Linked DNA regions of Homo sapiens: regions 1, 2 and 4 are each linked to region 3. The links are chromatin contacts, found by Hi-C or POLR2A ChIA-PET in ENCODE. All regions are on one chromosome and are shown on one strand. Each heading gives the region's core, a stretch centred on a gene start or an enhancer-like site at or near the end of the contact. The rest is flanking DNA. Distances are from core to core; before and after follow the strand shown.

Region 1 (3,458 bases), core at 80-2,579, 1.2 Mb after region 3:
GGTAGTATTTATAGTATAGTATTATATATTATCATATAATATATATTATACTATCTATATACTATAGTATATTATATTTTAGTATAATATATAATAGAATACATAATGGAATATTATATATTATCTATTATACAATTATATATTATCTAGTATACAAAATAATATATAATATAAAAATAATTTTTTAAAATTTATTATATATATTTTTAATATATTTTTAAAAATATTTTTATATATTTAATTTTAAACATTATTAAATGATAATATGTAATATTAAATACACCATGGAGCCTGCCTGTATATATACCTACTGTGTGTCAATCTCTTACTATGGGCCAGGTCCTGTGCCGCCCATTTTATGCAAAATGACCCACTTCAGTCCTCAGGACGCCCATGTAAAGTGGGTGCTAGTATTTATTCCATGCCATGCCCGCTCTCCAACCCCAATCATTGTTGCCTGCACACCTCAGGAATATTTTTGATTGTTTTACCTACTGCTATTTCTCCAACACCTAAAACAGTGCCTAGTTTATACAAATATTATATATATATATAAATTAATTACTTAAGATTTTTAGAGTCAAGGTCTTGCTCTGCTGCCCAGGTTGGAATGTAGCTGTGTGATCATAGCTCACTGACGTCTTGAACTCCTGGGCTCAAGCGATCCTCCCACCTCAGTCTCCCGAGTAGCTAGGACTACAGGCATGTGTCACCACACCCAGGTAATTATTTGTTGCTGTTTTTGAGACGGAGTCCCGCTCTGTCGCCCAGGCTGGAGCGCGGTGGCACGATCTTGGCTCACTGCAAGCTCTGCCTCCCGGGTTCATGCCATTCTCCTGCCTCAGCCTCCCGAGTAGCTGGGACTACAGGCGCCCGCCACCACGCCCGGCTAATTTTTTGTATTTTTCGTAGAGACGGGCTTTCACCATGTTAGCCAGGATGGTCTCGATCTCCTGACCTCGTGATCCACTCGCCTCGGCCTCCCAAAGTGCTGGGATTACAGGCGTGAGCCACCGCACCCGGCCTACACCCAGGTAATTTTTTAGTAGAGTCGAGGTCTCACTGTGTTGTCCAAGCTGGTCTTGAACTCCTGGGCCTAAACAATCCTCCAGCTTGGCCTCCCAAAGTGCTGGAATTGCAGGCATAAGCTACCTCGCCCTGCTGAGCCTGCGTTTTTAAGAGGTATGAGGCATAAGCGGGAATCTGGGAGCTTCATGTTAATGAAAAGTAAGGGACACCTGCAGAACTCGGTGCTGGCCCTGCTGCATGTTTTTCTTCCGGCTTGGGCTCCCTGCTGCTCACCTAGCGGTATCAGCACGCTGGGAGCATATCTGCTGACGCAGAGCTGCCTTGCTGTGTTTATTTTCATTTGAAAGTCAATATTCAAAGACTTGTTGCCCAGTAAGTCTGTTTGAACCACTGGGGGAAATCAAAAGGTTTCTTTCAAGGGGCGGCCTTTCACCTCTTATGGGTCTGGTTGACCTGTATCAGTCCCTGCTGCCCAGCAGAGACCTTCCTGCCTTTCGTTTTTCCTTTTTTTTTTTTTTTTTGAGATGGAGTTTTGCTCTGTCACCCAGGCTGTAGTGCAGTGGCGCGATCTTGGCTCACTGCAGCCTCTGCCTCCCGGGTTCCAGTGATTCTCTTGCCTCAGCCTCCTGGTAGCTGGGATTATAGGCACATGCCACCACTCCCAGCTAATTACCTTCCTGCCTTTCAGAGGCCCTGGCGTTCAGCAAGTATCGCATTGCACATTTGTGTGTGGGAAGACACCTGGGACACTGGAGTAGCTATTTCTGTTGTTTTGGCAGAGGAGGCTGCTACTGTGGTTTCCTCTGAGAGACCTACTGTGGTTTCCTTCCTTCCTGCCGCGTGCGCAGGACCTGCCCCGGAACTGCCGTGTGCGTGGGGCAGGTGACACAGGCCAGGATGAGGCTGTGGCCTTCCTGGAGCAAGTCCACTTTCCACTGACTGAGTACACTTACACAGCCTTCCTTTAACAGGCTCTCTGCCTGTGATTTGTGGATATGTCACCGGGACTCGTCCTGCGGCCTTTTGCTTCTTGCTTTGCTCGCGTTTGAAGGCACTTGCTATCTTGCCATCCTAGTTGGTAGGTGGTGGGTGGGAATCTTCCGCTGAAAGGGTCCCTGGTTTCTCTGAGCCTGGCCAGAGCCAGTTGCACAGCATCAGGTGATTCCCCTCTGTTCCCAAGGCCTCCTGAGGCTGATATGGCTCTTCTTTAGTCTTGGCCTATGACCCGCAGCTAATGGGAACTACTGTGCATCCATCCCTTACCATGGACCAGGTCCTGTGCCACACTCTTAACACAAAATGACCCACTTCAGTCCTCACGACACCCCCGTAAAGTGGGTGCTAGTATTTATTCCATGCCATACCCACTCTCCACCCCCAATCATTTTTGCCTGCACACCTCAGGAATATTTTTGATTGCTTTATCTACTGCTGTTTTTCCAGTACCTAAAACAGTGCCTGGCATGAGGCAGGAACTTAATAAACATTTGTTGATGACTGAATGGATTATCTGTTTAGAAATGACAGGATAAAGATCTCACCCCAGAGCCCAAAGGTGGAATCAGCCTTTGGGCCAGGTCGCTTGGACTCCAGCTGGAACCTGCATGCCTGCCACCCCTGCCAGGGAGGGAGAGACACGGGGTGTGATGGGGTCTGGGAATGCGGGGAGGCCCTCTTCCCGGTGCTCCTGAGGTGGCGGATGGCTCCCTCCTCCCTGTCCAGTTGTCTGCTCCTTCCCTGTCCCTGTAGCCTGGTGATGGCCATCCTGTCTGTGAGGCTGACTTCTGACTCGCCACTCTGGGCAATGGACATCGCGAGAGGACTTTGCTGCCCTGTGTTCCGGGTGTTGGAGGGTGAAGGAGGCTGCGCACGGGTCCAGATGCTGGGCTGTTAGAAGCTAGAGTGGATGGACCAAGAGTTCGGAGCTTGCTTGACCCTGAGGCAGGGGAGCCTTGTCCCTGAGACTTTGGGAGCTGAATCACAAGATCCAGAGTTGAGGAGGTCAAGATTGTTAAGGCCAAATGGTCTCCTTCCCTTTACTGAAAGTAAAGGAGGCTGGGGCAAGTCCAGGCAGGTGACGGTTTCTCCAGCAAACCTTTCTGGGCTGGTCATTGGCTGAGGGCCCTGGGAGGGGAGAGGAAGGTTGTGTGTGTCCCCCTGGACACAGCTGAGCCAGGAGCACTCTGAGTGTGAGCAGCTTGGGAGTCGCCGCTGCCTCTGAGGGGCCAGGAGCATTTTATTTCTTCCCAAGGTATCCTCTCATCTTTTCCTCAAGCTGTCCCTTGAAATACTTGGTTTGGCTGTGGAAAAATATTACTAATTACAATCACTTACATGAACAGGAACTCCATGCAGTAATTATGCATCTTGTCAAATAGGGGCTGACTGGCTCTTGGTAAGCCTTCTGAGGGCGACACAAAATTTTTCAA
Region 2 (3,525 bases), core at 517-3,016, 1.1 Mb after region 3:
CGGTGAAACCCCGTCTCTACTAAAAATACAAAAAATTAGCTGGGCATGGTGGCGGGCGCCTGTAGTCCCAGCTACTCGGGAGGCTGAGGCAGGAGAATGGCATGAACCCGGGAGGCGGAGCTTGCAGTAAACCGAGATTGCCGCCACTGCACTCCAGCCTGGGCAACAGAGCGTGCGACTCCGTCTCAAAAAGAAAAAAAAAGGTATTAAAAGTCACTGGTAAAAGATATATAAAATATTTTTAATTAAAAGCTTTAGCTCAGATAATACTAAACCAGTGGTTCTTAAACCCAAGTGATGCTGAGGCTACTGGTCTGGGGACCACTTTGAGAACCACTATTCTGAACCATAATTTCTGATTATGAACCCTATTTAAGTCAGCTTAGTTGACACATAAGTTATAGAAGGAAGCAACTTTTAGAATGAGAAATCCTTTCTGCTAGGTTGTAACCAGATTTTTAAAAGGTTTGACTTGAGACTTTAGTTGAATAGACATCTTGTGGAACATACAAATATTAAAAGATGTGGAAAGTGAGGCCAGGAAAGTTGAAGGGAATCAAGCATGGCTAATAGCTATGGGTGGCAGAACAACTGTTGTTATACAACCCAGGGTTTCTGGATTCTCCAGGCAATTTCCAAAGCAGCTTATACATGTAACAAACTTTTCCATGTTGAAATAATCTGGGGATGATGCCACCTATGTTTAATATAAATCAAATGCTGGCAAAACCTTTTTTTTTTTTAAGTGAAAGGTATGTTTTTTAATACTCTTCTACTGACTATGGACAGTCTACTTCAAGCTTTTCCAACCCCGGCCCGCACGTGGCACAGGACGGCTTTGAATGTGGCCCAACACAAATTCGTAAACTTTCTGGAAGCATTATGAGATTCTTTTTTGCGATTTTTTTTAAAGCTCATCGGCTACCTTAGTGTTTGTGAATTTCATGTGTGGCCCAAGACAATTCTTCTTCCGATGTGGCCCAGGGAAGCCAAAGATTGGACACCCTTGGTCTACTTCCAAGAAGCCTACTGCAGTTTCTCGAAAAAAAAAAAACAAACAAAAAAAACTCACAACCAGAAAATCGGACTAGTAAAAGTGTAATTTTAGGCTTAGAAAGAATCTTGGGACAACAGTACTTCACGTTTTTGGAATGTTTCCATCTTTGTGAGGCTAAGTACCGCTTTCTGCATTGTTGTGTACTTTTATCTTCATTCCTGATTCAACTTTCATCAGGCAATTTGAAGTGCTTCACCTAACAAGAAAATTAAAGAGCGATGTGCACCATCTCTGCTGTGCGATTCCAGAGCTGGCGCAGTAATCTAACTGGGTTTTAAGTTTCCCCGTCAGGCGTGACTGGGACTTGGGACATCGCCAAGCGGTCAGCGACGCCCGTCCCAGTTCAGAGGAGCAAGAAAAGCCTGTGAGCTGGGGACACCGATGTGAGAAACAACGCCCGCGTTTCTGAGTAGACAACTCGGGAGCCTGAGGAAGAAAAGCAGGGGCAGGCCGAGTCCATCTGGGGCCCCGCCTCAGACCGCCCCGGGGCCGACAGGGGCGGGCAGGAGACGGGCGAAGAGGCCCTCGGCGGGATGCGCCACACAGGACGCCGCAGGGGCACGGCTGCCAGGGGCCCTGAGGCACTAGGCCCCAGCGCCCTTCTCCTACCTCACGCTGAGGGAAGCGGGCGACAGTTATTCGGGCCCAGGGACGACGCAGCGGTTGGCCAAAGCGCGACGCCGAGCCGTTGCCAAGCGCGGAATCCAAGGAAGCCGCTCCCACAGTCCTCCGCGCGGGGGCGGGCGGGGCCGGAAGCGCGGGGGCGGGAGAGAGCGCGGCGGGAAGGGGGTGGTGCGGGAGGCCTGGGGAAGTGGGTGGGGGCGGAGAACGGCGGGTCAGAGAGAAGGCAGCCCGGTCCCCCTCAGTGGAAGGGAGTGGCGGTGGGCGGAGGGTGTTGAGGGGACGGTGCCAGCGGCTTGCGGGAAGCCGGGCGATGCGGGTAGAACGGTGGAGGAGAGGGCAGGGAGGCCGGGGCCTCCCGTGGAACGGAACCGGGGGGTTGGGAGGCTGGGGGCGGCCTGTGTGAAGGGGGCGGGGAGGGAAAGGCTCGCGGCCAGTAGATGCAGGAGGGAGGAGGGCCTAGAGGGGCTCCGGGCTGGCGGCCTCTGTGAGGAAGGGGAAGGATATGGAACCAAGATCCTTTAAATCCTGATGAACTCATCCGTAAAGCAGATGCCCAAAGGATGATAGTAAGCTTACTGTGACATAACTCCCGGAGCCGCAGCACGAGCCTTGTGAACCTTGGAAGCCCGTTTTCCGCGCAGTCACTAACTCGCTTAGTCACCCTGTGTAAAAGTTATTCTGGGATGACACCTGCCTGGGAAGTCTCACCTTTCCCCCCACCTCCTCCTGTCTGCGTATTGTTCTGTAGCACCCCGTGCGCACCTTGATTGTAGCGCTTAAGGTGTCCGTTTTATTTACTAGACAGGGATTGAACCATTGTGTCCCAACCACCTAGAACCTGGGTCATAGTGTAAAGCTTAATCAATGTAATATAAATGGGGGAATTAAATTCATAATTGTTTAATGTTTAAGTTTTGTCTTAAATTTTAAAAGTAAATGTTGGGGATGGAGGGGAGGGACAGAGGGAGTCTAAAGACACCAGTAATTAATGAGTTTTTATAAAATAAGTAGTGTTGGCCGGGCGCAGTGGCTCATGCCTATAATCCCAGCACTTTGGGAGGCTGAGGCTGGCGGATCACCTGAGGTGAGGAGTTGGAGACCAGCCTGGCCAACGTGGTGAAACCCTGTCTCTACTAAAAATACAAAAATTAGCCCGGCGAGGTGGCAGGCGCCTGTAATAAATCCCAGCTACTCAGGAGGCTAAGGCAGGAGAATCTCTTGAACCCAGGAGGTAGAGGTTGCAGTGAGCCAAGATGGTGGTATTGCACTCCAGCCTGGGTGACAAGAGCGAAACTCCATCCAAAAAAAGAAAAAACATAGTGTTGGGGGACAATTCTCCATGGGTCACCTGCACTTTCCCGTGTTTTGTGAGCAGAGACACTGACTGCCTTTGTTCTGGAGTACTATGATAGCTGGTATTTTTTAAGATGTGATTAACAGTTAAATTAGACTTGAGTAAAGCAGTTGGTCCTCCACAAGGTGGGTTGGCCTCATCCCGTCAAGGGAAGGTCATAAGAGAAAAGACTAAGGTCCTCTGAGGAAGAAGGAATCCTGCCCCCAGACTGCCTTCAGCTCTTTCCTGGGTCTCTAACTTGACCTACAAATTTTAGGCTTGCCAGCATTATAAATAAAGTTTTGGTGCCGCAAAAGAAATAGCACTCAACTATAAAATTTTCTTTTTTCCTTCTCAGCAAGGCAATTTACTTCTATAGAAGGGTGCGCCCTCACAGATGGAGCAATGGTGAGCACACACCTGGACAAGGGAGGCGAAGGGGTTTTTATTCCTGACGCTTGTGGCACCTGCTGCTGTGTCCTTCCCCTGTTGGCTAAGGTTAGACGGCACA
Region 3 (3,441 bases), core at 272-2,771:
AAGATACCCACTGCCTTCAAGAAACTGCATTAAGTTCTTAGTAGTTAATGATTAAAGCTTTAAACTCGTGCAATCAGTCCATTCAAAAGAAACTTCCTAAACCCGTGTATCTGATGCAAAAGAACTGGAAACTTGTATTATATTTATAAATTATGCCCCCCTTTAAATTAAAAGTAGGGGGCCTTTCAGTGTATACTTGCATCAGTGCCAGCAGCAGATCTGCAATTCCGGAGGCATTTTTTTTTCGGAGCTGGCAAGACAGAGAGAGAGAGAGACAGAGATACAGAGAAAGAGGGGAGGAGGGGAGAACCCTTCCCACGTCCCCCACCCGGCCACCACCTTCTTGGTAGTTATAATTTCAACATGTCATCTCATGGACACTAAAGGGTTAATGGTATACCTACCAAATCGGCTGTGGTCTTTCCTGGTTCCCTGGATAGTACCATTGGGGAAGATTTCTAAGTGAAATCCAGTCCTGCAGTATAGCTGCCTCCGCCTGAGAATCCCCTTTAAATGATCCAAGTCCGTGACTGCGGGTCCCCTGGGGAGCCCCCCTGCTTCGGACTGACCCAGGTGGTCACTTAACAAAACCGGGCTGTCCACCGGCAACACGGGCACATTCCCAAACGGTACCGCATCCTGCACACCGAAATAGTTCCCAACTTCACCTAAGGGAGCCATCAGAGGACTCGGCTTTTGGAGCACAAGAATAAACAATAATGATGGTGTCAACCCAGGAGATATTAGGCGAGGTATATCCAACTCCCCTCCCTTACTGCAGTTGCAGAGAGAGAGAGAAAAAAAAGGTTCTTTTCTTCAATCCATTAAATGCATAAATAAAAGTAATCTGCTGTTTCACTGGCACAGGTTCAAGGTCAAACCACTGATAGTCTAAGAAACCACCACTTTATACTCACACACTGACATATTGATAAACATATCTATGTATCTCTATAGATAGATCCCCAGCTCTTAGCAGGCAGGAAGGTCTTCATCCCATCCGACCGTAATAAGGAAAAAAAATCCGTAGTTTCTCCATTTGGTTTGAGATCAGAATGACCATAGCAACTTAAATGCCTAGGCGTTATTATAGGGATTTTTAAGATGCACGGGCTACGTCAGAATTTACGGATCCTGACTCCAGGAAGGCATGCGCTGTTTTTACTCTCTAACCGACTCTGCAGACATCAGCATGAATCCTTCAAGGGGAAAAAAAAATCTCACGTTGGTGGCGGCGACAAATCTCCCCTCCCGGTCCCCCCTCCAAAAAATGATAATAATAATAAAACAAAAAGAAGAAGAAACTTTAGGCGTCCAAAGCTAGTATCCAGGATTCTCCAGAGGCTCGGCAGATGTCCATTGGCTTAGAACGGGTGGCGAGCGGCGAGCGAGGAGAGCCGCGTCCGGGAGCTCGCGTGCCGCCCAGGCTGCCGCGAACAGGTGTTGCCGCGCCGGCTCGCGGAGCGTTGTAGCCGGGCGGAGCGCTCCTCCTGCGCAGCCCCCGCCGGCGCGCAGAGTGGCGCAGGCAGCGGCATTGGGCTGGGTTTAAGGTAGCGCCGCCGCAGCCCGGGCTCCCCGCGGTCCTAGCGCCCGGCTTACTGCCCGCGCCGCTCTGCGGCAGGCGAGGTGCGGCGCGCCAGAGCGCAGGACTTCCTGGGAGGCAGTCGAGGAGCCCTGGCTTTACAAAGAAAAGCAAATGAAAGATGCACTGCGAGAGGCGGGAGGAAGAAACCCTGAGTCTCCCGAGACTCAAAGTTCTCCTGCAGAATAGAAGCCGGTAACCTACAATCTAGCTGGCTGGCTACATTGATGGAGGGTCAGAGTGAAACTGGGAAACTAGTTTTCACTGGGGCTCTGTAACCTTGCGTTGTATTATAGAATATGACTGAGTTGAGAGAGTCGGAGGGAAGGGGAGTTGATTTAATGGACTCGGATGGCCATGGCAGTTTCTCTTCCATTCTTCGGCCACACACACAGAAGCGCAAACTATGTTTCAGGTAAGATCAACTCCTCTCCCCCGTCACACACACACACACACACACACACGCAGATGCGGCCACCGTTTCTGTTTTGTTTGGAGCGTTCTGCTGGGCATCTTTGGGTTGGGGCTATGTTTAGGTCCCGCCCCGCTGCTCGGGTCCCGGCGGCCGCAAAGCAGTCGGCAGGGGGGCGCCAGAGAACCTTCTCTGTCCCCGACTTCGACTCGGGCGCGCGTCTTCGGGAGTCTGGGTGGAGGGGAGCGCTCCAGTAGGCGTCTTCTCGCCCTCAAACCACGCTGCTTAGGACGAGCGGCGCCATCCCAAGCCGTGCATCGGCTCGGGGAAGCGAAAGGCGAGTTCTGGTGTCTCACTCCACCGTCCGAAGCCCGCCGCGGAGCTGGGAGGGCCGGGCACTGGATGCTTGCGGGGCGCCCCGGGGCTGCAGCCGCTCCTTCCTGCTCTGCCCTGCGGGGCCGCACGTGGAAGCCTGAGCTCCGTTGCGCGGGCTCGGGTTTCTGTTAGCCGCCGGCGGCCTTCGCGCCCAGCGGGAGTCAGGGACAAAGAAACCCGCCTCCGGGGGCCGCCAGGGGCCCTGCCGGGCCGGGCCCGCCAGAGAGACTGGAGGCGGCGCGCTCTGCGCCCGGGACAGCCTGCCTGCGCCCGGATCCCCAGTGGCGGCGGGCGCGGAGCGCGGCGCCCCCCAACACACACACACACACACACACACACACACACACACACACACTCGCCCACAGCCCTCCCGCGGGGCCCCCCTTCCCTCCCCCTGCTCCTCTTTGTTCACATTGTCTTAGAAACGGCCCGACTCTCGGGTCAAGATGGTGAAAGTTGCCGAGACTTGAGCGCAGCTCCACACTGCGGGGCGTGCAACTGAGAAGCAAAGTCGAAAGCAGAGACTGAACCCCTGCGGTGGGGAAGCGAATCAAAACCTGGTTATGGGGGAGAAGTCGGATCCGCCTTAGTAGTCAGCTAAAGGCTGGAGATGCATAACTGGGGCTGGCCCTACTCCGGACGGGAGGGCTTCGCCTGAAGACGAAAGGGAGCGATGAATTTGCAGATTTCGGGGGCGCTGGAGGTGCCAGCGACCTGGAGCGACCTTCCCCTGCCCTCCGGGGAGGAAGGCGTGCTCCGGCCCGGGCGAGGAGGAAGGAGAGAAGAGCGAGTGGTCCTCCCCTCTTCCTTTCCCACCCCCCCTTTGCCGCAGTCCAGGGTCATTGGGTGTCCGGGGCTGGCTCGGTGCGTCTTGCTTACGTGTTTCTGAAGCATGAGAGCCCTGCCCCGTGGTATTTACAGCAGTCACATCCGCGGTGGTACAGAGCGGGCTTTAACGTTAACTGCTCGGCGGCAGATACAAGAAGCTGGGTATTAAGTGTCACTTCTCATAAACCACCCGAGTCGCTCGCATTAATCTCCGAGGCAGCCAGCAGTGATGGGTACAGCAGGG
Region 4 (3,272 bases), core at 45-2,544, 1.5 Mb after region 3:
TTGATTCTCAGCAAGGTTTTTATGGCCGAGCCGGTCTGCGGGCGGGAGGAACCCCGCAGGATGGGGAACCGGGCTGCTGCCAGGTGGCCGCCGCCGGGTAAAGGACCACAGCTGGAGGGGGTGGAGTGGTCCCGTGGCTGCTTTAACAAAATCCCACAGATGCGGTGGTTTACACGCCGCACAGTACAGCTGCATTCCCACAGAGTTCTGGGCGTCCGGAATCGGCGCCACCTGGCTGCAGTCAGGTGCGGGCAGGTCCCGGGCGCCGCGGTCCTCCAGCCTCTGCCCCCACGGTCGCCTCCTCTCCCTCTCCTACGAGGACACTTTGATGACATTTAGGGTCCGCCCGGATCATCCAGGACAATCTCCCTAACTCTGGACCCTTAGCCTGGCCACATCTGCAGAGCCCCGTGGGCGATAGAAAGTGATGTTTGCAGGGGCAGGGATCAGGGCCTGGGCACGGCAGCCCGCCACTGGGGGTGGGTATTCTGGGCTGGATGGCACTGTCACCCCCCGCCTTGAAAGTCTCGTCCTCCCCCACGCTTGGACTCGTGGCGCTGAGCAGAGACGCGGGCGCTCCTGGAATCGACGGGAAGCGCCCCGCTGACAGGCCTGCGGCGGGAGACCCGAGCCCCCAGCGCCACCCCAGGGCGGAGTCCCACCCACCCTGTCTACACAGAGATTCAGCTAAGAGCCTGCACTCGAGTCCAAAGTCAGGCCGCGTGAGAAGCCACGGCGGCCGCAGGGGCCCATGCGGTGAGGTCAGCGCCGGCCCCACAACCCGACCGCGGAACCCGGGCTCCCCCTCCGCCCGGGCCCTGGCCGGCCCCGCTGGCCCGCGGTGAGGAGACGGCCTTCTTGTGCCTGCGCGATTCAAACGCTGGAGCTACTCTAAACAAGGCCTGGCCACCCCGGACACGCCGAGGGAGCTGGCGGCGGTCAGGCTGAAGGAGAGGGGCCGTCACCGCCCCGCGGGAGGCCGCGGTCGCACACTGGCGGGCAGGGGACATGGGACACCCAGCTGCCGGGCAGCAAAGAGGGGCAAACTCGAGAGTGGGAAAGTAGGCGATGCTGACTTAGCGGCTGCGGGGGAGAACGGCCCAGCGGAGGGCGCCACGCCACGGCCGGTGCCGGGAAGCTCCTGTTCCGGGGCTGCTCTGTCGCCCGCCGGATGCGGACGCGCACGCTGGGCACCTCCCCTCGGCCACCAGACCTCACCTCACAGCTGACCTCACCCTCAGGGCCCCAGCATTGACCCTGAGGGACGCGCGGGCTGGCCCTGCTGCCCACTCGGGGTACGCCCCCGAGGGACACGCCCGCCTTCGCTCTCGCAGGGCAAGGTTGCTCAGCAACTTCCCCAGCCCCATGGACACCCGGGGCGGCATCCTGATGTTTCAGTTGGGAGGAACCAGAGAGAATCAAGACTTGGTCCAGGTCCTGCACATGGCTCACGCCTATAATCCCAGCACTTTGGGAGGCCGAAGTGTTAGGATCACTTGAGTGCAAAAGTTCAAGATCAGCCTGAGAAACACAGTGAGACCCCGCCTCCAAAACAAGTTTAAAAAAAAATTAGCCGGGCATGGTGATGCAACGCCTGTAGGTAGTCCCAACTACTAGTGAGGGTGAGGAGGGTGGGGGGTGTGGAGGCTGCAGTGAGCTATGATGGCGCCACTGCACTCCAGCCTGGGCAACAGAAGGAGACCCTGTCTAAAAAAAAAAAAAAAAAAAGAAAGAAAGAAAATAAATAAAAAATAAAAAAAGCTTTGGTCTGAAGGAAAAAACGTGGCCTAAAGACTTGCTTGAGGTCACACCAGGATGCAGAAAACATAAGCAGTGGCTCCGGGAAGGACTGTGGGTTAATAAGCACGGTTGGTAAATGGCAGACCCCCAGCTGAAGCCCAGGTCCTCAGATGCAAGCCCACAGCTCCTCCACTAAGCTGTGACTAACACTAGAGCCAAGGGAGCCGCAGGGGTACAGAAGCGATGCTTGCCATCAAGAAAGGAGGTTTGGGTGTGGTGAGAGGTAGAGGAGGGGGGTGAGAGGAGAGAAGGGAGGGGGTAGGGTCAGAAAGGCGGGTCGGCACCCCTACCTCCTCACTAACAGAGCAGGCAGAGCTCTCAGCCTGGGCATGGTGGGGCCCACTATGGTGAGATCCTGCTGAAAATACCCTGCGCTTTGAAAACAGCCGCATCCAGAAATCCAGGATCACTGGGAGGGGATTGCAGTCCAAAGAGATGACGCTGAGCAACGATGCTACCCACGTTTGTGTGAGCTGAGCACTTCCTAAAACTAGAGGCTCCGTTTCATAGTAGCCTACTGCTTCTCTAATTTTAGCTTACCCAAGAGTCACTTGGAGGCCTTGTTAAAAATAGATTCCTGGGGCCAGGCACAGTGGCTCACGCCTGTAACCCCAGCACTTTGGGAGGACGAGGCGGATGGATCATGTGAGGTCAGGAGTTTGAGACCAGCCTGGCTAACATGGTGAAACCCCATCTCTACTAAAAATACAAAAAAAAAAAAAAAAAATTAGCTGGGAGTAGTGGCAGGTGCCTGTAATCCCAGCTACATGGGAGGCTGAGGCAGGAGAATCACTTGAACCTGGGAGGCAGAGGTTGCAGTGAGCTGAGCTCGTGCCACTGCACTCCAGCCTGGGTAGCAGAGGGAGACTCCATCTCAAACAAACAAACAAACAAACAAAAATGACAGCCAATAATGTCCATTATTTACAAGGCAAAGACAGGCACGAATATACCTGCAACCTAGATAATTCCCAAAGTTACTTAACTGCTTCCTTTTTAGGTGGTTGGTCGTCTGACATTTTTGGCAAGATGACCACAGAAATGAAGTGTGCCCTTCTCAGTGCATCACACCAAGGGGTGCATGATACCATAGTGACTTTGTTAAGCACACCTTGGCTGTTTGGTTACGGGGCATCTTCCCAGTTTCTCTACTATAAAGCTAACAACTTGGGGAAATACTCTGAGATTATGCAAAGCCTGTCTCCTCACAATTTCCCCCTGGGTTTTAGCATCCATCAGTTGCTCTTGCCCACAGCATTTTTCCTGGGGGCTTTGCCCACGGCTGCTTTTCTGTTGCTCTCTTTCCTTCTGTGTCTGCTCACCGGACCACTCCTTCTCAGCTGCCTCTGTCTCCATGTGGGCTCACTATGGGCTTGTAGACAACGAAATCCCAGGACTTTTACTGATAAAATATCTAACATTTGTAAATGCACAGTTTACAAACTGCTCTCACTTACACTATCTCATTTGAT

The links. A loop is a pair of places that touch in the nucleus more often than their neighbours do. ChIA-PET counts read pairs that join two places held with the same protein, here RNA polymerase II (POLR2A). Pooled maps may share reads with other maps.
Region 1: a loop to region 3 is called in a map of naive thymus-derived CD4-positive, alpha-beta T cell, with 17 times the contacts of the local background. The contact joins the enhancer-like site here to the promoter of FGF9 in region 3. A Hi-C loop is called at or near these places in 1 of 168 maps with a recorded cell type or tissue (naive thymus-derived CD4-positive, alpha-beta T cell) and 4 of 50 pooled maps. POLR2A ChIA-PET finds 5 or more read pairs at or near these places in 1 of 52 experiments (activated T-cell).
Region 2: a map of CD8-positive, alpha-beta T cell shows a loop between it and region 3 (33-fold over the local background). The contact joins the promoter of IFT88 here to the promoter of FGF9 in region 3. A Hi-C loop is called at or near these places in 2 of 168 maps with a recorded cell type or tissue (CD8-positive, alpha-beta T cell and naive thymus-derived CD4-positive, alpha-beta T cell) and 9 of 50 pooled maps. POLR2A ChIA-PET finds 5 or more read pairs at or near these places in 1 of 52 experiments (activated T-cell).
Region 4: a loop to region 3 is called in a pooled map, with 7 times the contacts of the local background. The contact joins the enhancer-like site here to the promoter of FGF9 in region 3. A Hi-C loop is called at or near these places in 5 of 50 pooled maps. POLR2A ChIA-PET finds 5 or more read pairs at or near these places in 2 of 52 experiments (activated naive CD8-positive, alpha-beta T cell and common myeloid progenitor, CD34-positive).

The regions. Positions count from the first base shown.
Region 1 is chr13:20,474,447-20,477,904 of GRCh38, reverse strand. The region is part of intron 3 of CRYL1 (crystallin lambda 1); the gene reads left to right. Among named protein-coding and RNA genes, the nearest start is that of MIR4499, 42 kb to the right of the region's middle. RefSeq lists enhancers at 1,480-1,529, 1,600-1,799. Within about 2 kb of position 1,329, at least 9 of the 41 ENCODE cell types and tissues checked have a DNase peak (open chromatin) inside an H3K27ac peak, as active enhancers do.
Region 2 is chr13:20,565,398-20,568,922 of GRCh38, reverse strand. It overlaps IFT88 (intraflagellar transport 88), which reads right to left and starts at 1,766. Exons shown (of 26, transcript NM_006531.5): 1 at 1,667-1,766. It overlaps LOC105370103 (a long non-coding RNA gene), which reads left to right and starts at 1,894. Exons shown (of 6, transcript XR_941725.3): 1 at 1,894-2,247; 2 at 3,373-3,422. RefSeq lists silencers at 1,373-1,561, 1,657-2,066.
Region 3 is chr13:21,669,153-21,672,593 of GRCh38, reverse strand. FGF9 (fibroblast growth factor 9) reads right to left here and starts at 1,521. Exons shown (of 3, transcript NM_002010.3): 1 at 405-1,521. The coding sequence starts at 681. RefSeq lists silencers at 1,534-1,593, 1,614-1,663, 2,444-2,703.
Region 4 is chr13:20,125,738-20,129,009 of GRCh38, reverse strand. No RefSeq gene overlaps it. Among named protein-coding and RNA genes, the nearest start is that of LINC01072, 25 kb to the right of the region's middle. RefSeq lists a silencer at 666-885 and an enhancer at 1,336-1,385. Within about 2 kb of position 1,294, at least 27 of the 41 ENCODE cell types and tissues checked have a DNase peak (open chromatin) inside an H3K27ac peak, as active enhancers do.